Regions from separate parts of the Homo sapiens genome. Here region 2 is linked to region 1. The links are chromatin loops, found by intact Hi-C in ENCODE. Cell type or tissue: IMR-90. All regions are shown on one strand. Each heading gives the region's core, and the rest is flanking DNA. Links, peaks and the distances in the headings are about the cores only.

Region 1 (5,348 bases), core at 1,620-4,119:
GGGCTGTTGGGATATAATTATCTATTTGGACATGCCTATCACAGGATTTGTCATATAAAATTTCAAGAACTGTTAGTTTCCCTGTCAATGAATGTTAAAACTCATTCCATTTACAGATAAAAGCAGTTGTATGCTGAAGACACAGCAAACTCCCCAAAGTAATGTGGGTAACAGCATTGTAGATGTAACAGTGCTAATGTTCCCAATCATCTTGTTCTCTTGACCTCTTTTTCCAAAACATGTTCTCAATAACACATTCTTTCCATGCATTTTGCAGGTAATTTCTCTTCCCCACCTCTATTGCTGTCAGGGTAGCAATATGATCTCATGTTCTCTTATTTTGCACAAGTCACTTTCCTTCAGTGGATTATCTAGAACTCCTACCTTAATTCAAAGAATGTGATTATAACTATGCAAGAAGATTATAAATACAATCCTTTTACTTTGTTTCAGCTGAAGTTTCTAGACAATACTGAGCTGAATAGTTTTTTTTTTTCTTTAGCAGCCTAGGAAAGAGATTTTGAGGCAGAGAGAAGGCTTGCTGAATGGGAAAAAAAATTTTTTTGAATAGAGAACTCTTGCTGTGGCCTGAATCCCATTTCTTCACCCCACCCCAACTATAAGAGGTTGCGGTGGACAGGTCCCTGCCTTTCACTTCATATAGAGGAGGGCTTCAAATGGATCAAGAGGAGAGTTTGAAATATGTCTCCTAGGACTTTATCTAGGACCAGAACTGAGGCCACACAGATAAGAAGGGAGAAGTAATCTTGCATAGGAATTCAGCACATGCTCCAAGATTTTATTGCAGAAAAAATGTGTGAGTATATGATACCCCAAATGAATTCACTTATGAAGCATAACCATAAAAGAGTCATCTTTGATTTTATCATTGGAAACCACCTGAATGGGGGAGACTATCTCAGGCCAAATAATTGATCAAATTTCCAGATACTAAAGGATAAGCAAGGAGTTGCAAATGACCAATCAGGGAAGTTATTGCATCCAGCATGAGGAAACTGCAGGCCAGATATCCTCAGAGTTAGCTAATTTCCAAAGAACTCATGAAAACTTTTTAGGAATAGAATTGTTTCATCTCAATTATGTTATTCTGTTTATGTAAGCATGGTCCTTGTAGTACCCTACAGTGAAGAGGAATTTATCTGTCTCATATGCAGTATTTTTAATACCACTTTTATTTCTGTATTTAGATTGCACAAAATATTTCTACTCAAGAATGTAATAATGTGCTGCTGATTTGCTAATGAGTAATTTACTTAGAGGACTTTCACATCCAGAAATTAGTAATGCTGAAACAGTAGAAGTGTAAGTGAAGTAAGTACCTTCCATTCCTTTCCCATTTTCTTTCTTGTGTCCTTTCTCTTAAATACATCAACTTTAAGAAGTCAAACCCTGAATTTACAAAATAGGGAAAGGAGCAGTCAACATCAGATGAGGCAACAGAGAATTATTCCACCATATCTTTCTCCTTTTAAACTTATTCTATTGGTTGATATTCCATTCTTTTCTTTATATACGTATAGTCGTTGTAGCACAAACTTTGAGTAAAGAGAAGTCTCTCTAATTGGTTATTATCTTATGATCTGTTTTCTCTCGATTTGAGTTTTACAAAATTCTATACACAAGCAGATGTAACAATGCTAATATTCCTAATGATGAATTTGCCTTTACTTTTTTTTTTGAGAGAAGGAGTTTCGCTCTTGTTGTACAGGCTGGAGTGCAATGGCATGATCTCAGCTCACTGCGACCTCCTGGGTTCAAGCAATTCTTCTGCCTCAGTTTCCCAAGTAGCTAGGATTACAGAAGCCCACCACCACACCTGGCTAATTTTAAAATATTTTTAGTAGAGATGGTGTTTCACCGTGTTGGCCAGGCTGGTCTTGAACTCCTGACCTCAGGTGATCTGCCCACCTCGGCCTCCCAAAGTGCTGGGATTACAAGTGTGAGCCACCACACTTGGCCTTGCCATTATGTTTTTTATAGGTTTATTAAGGTATAATCAATATAAAAACCTGCACATATTTAATGTATACAATTTGATGCATTTGTTCACACACATACACCCACAATACCATCACCACAATCTAGGTAAAACTATTACCACAAAATTTTCTTTGTAACCCTTTGCTCTGTTGTGTGTAGGTATGTGCAGTAAGAACACTTGACATGAGATCTATTCTCTTAACAAATTTAAGTGGACAACAAAGTATTAACTATAGGACTAAACTTTAGGTATAAATAACAAATTGTGTTTTTAAAAAATGTGAAAATATTGCTCTTGAAATATGTTTTCTGAATGAGTATTTACTTTTAGAAGTAGTTTAAAGCAAAGAGATTTAGGCCATATCCTACAACTTATTAAAGTATTAAAATATATGAGTAGAATAAAGATTACTAGGTACAAAAGCTATATATCATCTTGTCATTTTTTTTCAGTAAATAATAACATGTTCTTATTCATTCAGACTGAAGCCGTGTAAACACATGTTTCTACACACAAAAGGAAACCCTGAATTGTTGAATTGTTCTGGTATAAACTGGCTCAAACAGACACTTGAGGGTTTAAGAGGGAATGCCATGACCAACAAATCCAGACGCTCTATGAGCTCCACTAAATCCAACAGAAACATTGAGCTTTATACTTTTACCCTTGAGACAGTTTGAATTGAATAGCTATTTGCAGAGTTATGTGAGGGTGAGACAAAAATGAATGTACCATGTAAAATAGTGTTTCAAATAACATATTGGTTTGAAGATATTTGTTCCAATTTTTATAAGGTTTTATTTCTTTCCAACAAGTTGGTTCAGCTTGTTAAAAAGAATATTGCCTTTTAACTCTCTTCTCCTTGAGAACAACATAAACATAGTTAACCTATATGGTCACATTCTTCTGAGACTAGTAGTGAATAAAAGAGGACATTGTGTGGACAGTCAGCAATTCTTTTCCTGCTTAGTACCCCGTAAACTGTGTAATTATCTGAGGTGTTGCTATAAATCCAGTATTTACAACATGCATTCCTTAGACGGTGAAGTAATTGCACGTGTCATAGGTGAAAAAATGTTTCATTTTTTTTCTCTGAGACACTTTAAAAAAATTATTGAATGTATGCTTTGGAAGAAATGTGAGTGTAAATATTATGCAATCCAATGTATGACATTCTGGCAATACTACTTTAAACAATACATCTAACAATAGTAGCAACAGTTTGTCTTATTTCTACTGAACATAATATGACTAATGACATTACTGCTATGTTTTGGGGTTTCTTATGCTTTCAGGATAGATTATTTTAGATATTCTCACACGACCTTGCTATTCCTGGTCTCTCATGAAAAATTAAAACATTTTTATGTTTTATGTTTTATGACTTAAAACCATTCTTACCTCTTTCATTTCGTCTTGGTGCACAAGTTCAGGGTTACATAAAATTTGTTTCATTAGGAAATTGTAGAGCAGATTGAGGTTACCAATAAAATGTCTTAGAAAGTTATTGCCAAGGAACTGAATTCATTTTGTTGGTTGCTCTCTGTTTTTATAGTCTTTGCTTTTGTTCCTCGACACAAACATACACACACACACACGCACAAACACACACTTACTTATAATTCCTGAGCAATTTATAAACCAAGCCACCTTTAAGCCTCAGAAGCAAATCAGATCCATGAGGCTGTGTGCCAAGGCAACTGTGCGTCAGAATGTAACACAACATGGAGCTTCATAGTTGACCGTGGTCAAAGAACTTTAACTCCCAAAGCTCTCAGCCTTTGTTTTGCCTCAGTGTTTATCCATGTATTCATTTACAAAACTTTTTATTAAGAGCCAATGTGAACAAGAAGGAAATTCTTTCTTTCTTTTATTATTATTTTTTTTTGAGACAGTGTCTTGCTCTATCACCCAGGCTGGAGTGCGGTGGCTCGATCTCTGCTCACTGCAACTTTCACCTCCTGGGTTGAAACAATTCCCCTGCCTCAGCCTCCTGAGTAACTGGGATTACAGGCATGCACCACCATGCCCGGCTAATTTTTTGTATTTTTAGTAGAGAAGCAGTTTCACCATATTGGTCAGGCTGGTCTTGAACTCCTGGCCTCAAGTGATCTGCCAGCCTCGGCCTGCCAAAGTGCTGGGATTATAGGTGTGAGCCACTGAGCCCGGCCTACAATGGAAATAATTTCTGCCCTTGTGAGATTTACAGTCTAGTAGGGGAGACATTAAACATGAAAACCAAAACATATATATCCATAACAAAATATATGCATGTTATGAGTTTGACTGTAATGGCTTAATCAACTAGGGATTTGTTTTCTCATATTAAAAAAGTTTTGTTGTGACAGATTCTAATTTCCAAAGATGGATATACCAATATATTCTATCTTAAATGTTCTTTCCATAATTGAGAGGTAGAGCTTATGCTGTTTCCTCTTGAATAAGGTGGGGTTCAACTATTACAAAAGTAACACTATGTAACTTCCATGTCTAAATTATAAAGGAAAGAAAGCTTTTGTCTGATCCTTTTAGGAGGCTTGATCTTAGAAAACAGCTGTCCTTCGGTACAGAATCCAAGCAGCCACATGGATTGGCCATGTGTAGGATTTCCAGCCCCAACCCCAGAACAAGCTGAAGACTCAGCCAATAGTTACCATCAACCTCTATTATTTTCCCGAATGAGTTTTCAAGTGATTCTAACACTGTTTTCAAATTTCCCTGACTGACACTGAGTGAAGCAGAAATGAACTCTCTCTGATGAACCCTGGCCAAACTGCAGATTTGTGAGTAAAATTAATGTTGTCATTCAAGTCACTAAGTTTTGGGTTTGTTTGAGCAGACTTTGATATCTGTAAGTGGGATTCTGGCAAATATATATATTTAACATATATAAAAAACATTTAATTTTATGTGTTTTATATAAAACATTTAATTTTATGTATTTGTGTGTATGGCTTTGCAAACAAGTGGCAAGCGGACAAAAGGAAGCTTGACAAATCTTGAAAGAAGAGGTAATAAAAGCCAAAAAGTAAGAGATTATTAATGAAGCCCGATGGCTCTCAAAAAAACTATCAATGAGAGATTTGAGAAAAGTAGATACTGGTGGCCGGAGGAAAGGGTACACTTGTTATGTGGTATTAGAAAGTTTAGAAACTTTGTCACTTGTAGTAACATGAAAAATAGGATATCTGTTTAATGATCTAGACCACCACTTATCTCAGATGTTTCCCAGGGAAGTTTTGAAGATGCTGCTTGCTTCTTCCTGTCTATAGTAAAATAAGAAAGGAACAAGTTATGCTAAACAGATTGTTAGGTACACATGAACTAGTATTTACTGAATTAAAAA
Region 2 (5,348 bases), core at 1,366-3,865, 150 kb before region 1:
GAGGATACTTTTCACTGCTGTGTTAAGTAACAAGTCAATAAATAATTTGTAATATCTTTAAGAGAGATTAATAAGTATAATTACCTTATAGCTTATTATATTCTCATTGCTTCCATTAAAACTAAAGTAATATTGAGAAAGTTACACAAAGGTATGTATTACACAAGAATTAATGGGTGGCATTCTAAAGTTATAGGTTTCACCTTACAAGTCTGTTCTTTAGAATTTATGTTCAGCACTTATTTCATCACTCACACCTAGTTCTTCCCACGTATACTTTATCAACCCATCTTATCATTATTCAAGTAGCAGAATATTCTTACCTGATCAATAAGGAAAAAAAAGCACACCAGAAGATAACACTTATGGAGGTCTATAAAACCAGTGTTCAAATTAAAGCCATAATTGTAGTCCAGCTTTTGTGTATAATAATAGGTTGGCATCATGGAAATAGTTTAAAATTGTCTCATTCTATTTTTATTATAAAATTGCATTTTTGCATCATTTTGAATCGTGCTAAGTATAATAATGAATCCCCACTGTTTTTCTTGAGTGCAGCTATGAGACTCTGCACGGAGGAGTGCAGGGTCCTGGGACACTCTGACCAGTGCTGGATGCCACCACTGCCCTCACCGTCTTCTGATTATAGGAGTAACATGTTCATTCCAGGGGAAGAATTCCCAACGCAACCCCAGCAGCAGCATCCACATCAGAGTCTTGAGGATGACGCTCAGCCTGCAGATTCCGGTGAAAAGAAGAAGAGTTTTTCCACCTTTGGAAAGGACTCCCCAAACGATGAGGACACTGGGGATACCAGCACATCATCTCTGCTCTCGGAAATGAGCAGTGTGTTCCAGCGTCTCTTACCGCCTTCCCTGGACACCTATTCTGAATGCAGTGAGGTGGATCGGTCCAACTCCCTGGAGCGCAGGAAGGGACCCTTGCCAGCCAAAACTGTGGGTTACCCACAGGGGGTAGCGGCATGGGCAGCCAGTACGCATTTTCAAAATCCCACCACCAACTGTGGGCCGCCACTTGGAACTCACTCCAGTGTGCAGCCTTCTTCAAAATGGCTGCCAGCCATGGAGGAGATCCCTGAAAATTATGAGGAAGATGATTTTGACAATGTGCTCAACCACCTCAATGATGGGAAACACGAACTCATGGATGCCAGTGAACTGGTGGCAGAGATTAACAAACTGCTTCAAGATGTCCGCCAGAGCTAGGAGATTTTAGCGAAGCATTTTTGTTTCCATGTATATGGAAATAGGGAACAACAACAACAACAAAAAACCCTGAAAGAACTGGCATTGCCAAATAGTTGCATTTATCATAAATGTGTCTGTGTATATTGAATATTAAATACTGTATTTTCGTATGTACACAATGCAAGTGTGATTATTTTAATCTGTATTTTAAAAATACATTTGTACCTTATATTTATGTGTAATTTAACAAACAAATTTTATTTTTTTACTCCCATGACAGACATGTTTTTCCTAGTCGTGTAGAAACTAGCCACTGTTCAAATCTGATACACTATTCAACCACAAAGTGTAAAGGCACTGCTTAGATTAGTTTTGTTGGGGAAGAATTATTATGTTGTATGAACAACCCCACTGAAGCATTATACAATTCTTAATTCCATTAAGTGATCCCACTTTTTTTCAATAACTTTTTAGAAATTAAGAATCATTAAAATTGTTAAGCTATTTTATTGTTATTTTCTCTACTTTCTACTAGCCCCAATAGTTGAACTCTTATAGGAAAATCGAAAGATAAAGTGAAAGTTTATTTCAGGACTGAGAAATATCTTGAAGGTTATTTATTAGATGACTATCTCAAATGAACTTTTTATAGACAATGATGAAAACAGAATTAAAGTCAATGTTTCCTGACTCCCAGGCCCCTACTATTCCAGGCCATCACACTGGCCTGTTCCGGAGAATATTTCTCTCACAATATTATTATCTACTTATAATTATGGTAAACAATAAATTTTATTCCATCCTTGTAGTATGAAACATGCTCCAAGGAAATGGAATCTGTCCTTTAAATGGATAACAGTATGTGTTCTAATGGCATAAAATATTACTGGATAAAAACAGTTGTGTCAGTGTCTCTCCTAAGGTAGTAAATATAATTGACTTATTCTGAACCCATTCTATTTTGAATCTCCCCTTTCCTCTCACAATACTTGAACATTTTAATCTTTTGGAATATTGTCTTTCTTTGTTATAACTATTCATTTTTAGCTTTTGTCTCCAGTGCATGATCTCATATTTTTGCTTTTATTTTTAGTATAAGAACATTTATAAAATCATATTTTTGTTACTGCAATTGTTTTATTTGTTGTGTGGCAAATGAGAAATCCTTTATTTATTGTGCTGTGATCTCTCTGTGTGGAATGCCTTGGTGAGAGAGATGCTTATTATGACTATTATCATTTCTGACCAAGCTTCTATTAATGTTATTTCTAATAATACACTATCTTGATTGTACTCTCCAGAAAATTTTTCTGTCAGTGAAAATAAAAGAAAAATTAAAGTAAAGCTAAGGAACTGTCTATAAGTCAGAGTCCTGTTCCTACATATTTGTTCAAAAGCTTGGCATGCAGCAGGCCCTTCCTGAGCGGGTGATTCAGTGTTGAGTTTCAAATAATAAACAGGCAGCATTCAGTTGGCTGGGCGAACAAGAAAAACACAATGGAAAAGGAATGAGTTTGAGACTTGTAATGGGAATGAAAGTAGTAAGCCATATTCCAGCTAAATAAGTTAAATGCATTTGGGGAATAAAGAAAAAAGAGTAAGCAAGCAATAATTGCTTGAATATTTTTCAAATTACAACAAAAAAAAATACTTTCTTAGGACATTTTGTATTAAATTGTGCAGGATAAAAAGGTATCCTTACAATGTTTCCAGGAGGCAAGAATATTATCGTCCCTGGCTTGCTAGTCAGGAATTGAAACACTGGGAAAGTTAAGTAACTGAAAAGTGACTAAAATTCAGATATTTGAATTCTCAAATGAGTACCACATTAAATAGAATATATTACCTCTTTCAACAGGCACATTTTCCTTTATAGGAGAGATTGCAATTACAAGTGAAATTTCAGTATATTTTTCAGTAGATTACACACACAAACGCTAACCATATTTAAATGCATTCTGCCTTTCAACTTCACTTCCTTTCAGTATATATTACCATTAAGAAAAAGACTTTTATATCCTCACTGTTCTTAATTTAAAGCACCAGCAGTAATATGGGAAGCTATGCTGAAAACCGCTATTTTGAATAATGTGAAATAAATAAAATGCAATATTTCATTCAACACAAAACTTTTGTATATTGTCCATATTCCAAGAATTTCATGTCTCAAATTCCCTTGTTTCTCCAGCCTTCTCCATTTATTATTGCTTCCCATGTCCACAGATTAAGAGAATATAAGTGCAAGATTTCAGCTTTTTGCTTCTGTTCCTTTCACCAAGTAACATCCTTTTAGTGAAAGCTGGGATGTCTGATGCTATCATAGCAACCTAATCTCTCATCAAGTTTGTATCACCTCTTTTTTGATACCCTACCCTTCCTCAGATTGAAACAACAAAAAAGCACTTAAACATTCTTTCCTCCACTTATTATTTTTAATCCCTTTAGTTCTACTGGATTATTTGAAATGTTCTTCAATGATAATCATATATTAAGGAAATTATCTTCAAAAAATGTAACTCAAAACTGAATCTATTGCTTAACAAATCCTCCTTAAATGCTTGTTTATAGAAAGATGAGAATTAGCTTTCTTCAAATTCTTGTAAGTTATTAACATTGTTATTAATTGCTCATTGATTTACTTATTGATCTTAGCAGATGGGGCTTATAACATTGTTAATCATTTAAATTATTGTTCTTTCTGTCACAAATATTTAAACTTGCCACTTACCAATAGATAACTATTAAGGTAAAGATGAGTGAGTTATTAAGTTATTGTCTTATTGAAGTCACTGAAGAAGTCGCATTTATGAAATTCAGCTTAGTTTTCTTGTTTCATTCTTTTGATACTGGTGATCAGAAAATATTCAAAGATCAATTTGAAACATTGACACTTTAAAATTTAAAGATTGTAGATCTATTTTAAAAATAAGCAATATTTTACTGGATTACTTGTATGGGTGAAAAATGCATTGTCTGACAGGGCAGCTTTCAACATGGCAGAAACTAATAGAACTGTCCCAAGACTGTCTTACATGTTTTGACATTTCTGTTCCATTTCAGTATATCTGGATAATGTATCATCACAAGAACGAAACAAAAAAACTAAGCTGATTTTCATAAATGTAACTTCTTCAGTGACTTCAAAAATTAAGGATATACTGAACTCTGAATAAGCAACACATGTTGCTGTTTAAAAATTAAAATCTGGGCTGGTTGTGGTGGCTCACACCTGTAATCCCAGCACTTTGGGAGGCTGAGGCGGGTAGTCAGGAGTTTGAGACCAGCCTGGCAAATATGGTGAAACCCCATCTCTACTAAAAGTACAAAAATTAGCCATGCATGGTGGTGCACGCCTGTAGTCCCAGCTACTCGGGGGACTGAGGCAGAAGAATCACTTGAACCCAGGAGGCAGAGGTTGCAGGGAGCCGAGATTGCACCACTACACTTCAGCCTGGGTGACAGAGCAAGACTCTGTCTCAAGAATAAAATAAAATAAAATAAAATAAAATAAAATAAAATAAAATAAAATAAAATAAAATAAAATAAAATAAAATAAATCTGCAGAGTGTGGTGGCTCAGGCCTGTAATCCCAGCACTTTGGGAGGCCTAGGTGGGTGGATCACTTGAGGCCAGGAGTTAGAGACCAGCATGGCCAATATGGCAATACCCCATCTCTATGAAAAAAAATACAATAAATTAGCTGGGTGAGATGGTGCACACCTGTAGTCCCAGCTACCTGGGAGGCTGAAGCAGGAGAATCACTTGAATCCGGGAGGCGGAGGTTGCAGTGAGCCGAGATCGAGCCACTGCACTCCAGCCTGTGCGACAGAGCAAGATTCTTTCTCAAAAAACAAAACAAAACAAAACAAAAAAAAACAAAAAAAACACAGGCAGATCACCTGAGGTCTGAGGTCGGGAGTTCGAGACCAGCCTGGCCAACATGGTGAAACCCCATCTCCACTAAAAATACAAAAATTAGCTGGGCGTGGTGGCACCCACCTGTAATCTCAGCTTCTTGGGAGGCTGAGGTAGGAGAGTCACTTGAACCTGGGGGGTGGAGGTTGCAGTGAGCTGAGATTGCACCACTTCACTCCAACCTGGGCTACAGAGTAAGACTCCATCTCAAAAAAAATTAAAATC

The links. Hi-C counts contacts between places; a loop is a spot of excess contacts. Peaks named below come from ENCODE experiments on the same cell type or tissue, not always from the same donor. Only the 100,000 strongest peaks of a DNase experiment are listed, where the experiment ranks them.
Region 2: a loop joins it to region 1, with 3 times the contacts of the local background. A loop is called at or near these places in 5 of 110 quality-filtered maps.

The regions. Positions count from the first base shown.
Region 1 is chr4:137,368,138-137,373,485 of GRCh38, reverse strand. No RefSeq gene overlaps it. Among named protein-coding and RNA genes, the nearest start is that of LINC02511, 160 kb to the right of the region's middle. In IMR-90, for the core only: no CTCF peak of the experiment used is centred there; a DNase peak (open chromatin) is centred at 3,065; H3K27ac peaks cover 1,254 bases.
Region 2 is chr4:137,516,907-137,522,254 of GRCh38, reverse strand. PCDH18 (protocadherin 18) reads left to right here. Exons shown (of 4, transcript NM_019035.5): 4 at 559-3,337. The coding sequence ends at 1,226. Among named protein-coding and RNA genes, the nearest start is that of PCDH18, 13 kb to the left of the region's middle. In IMR-90, for the core only: no CTCF peak of the experiment used is centred there; a DNase peak (open chromatin) is centred at 2,654.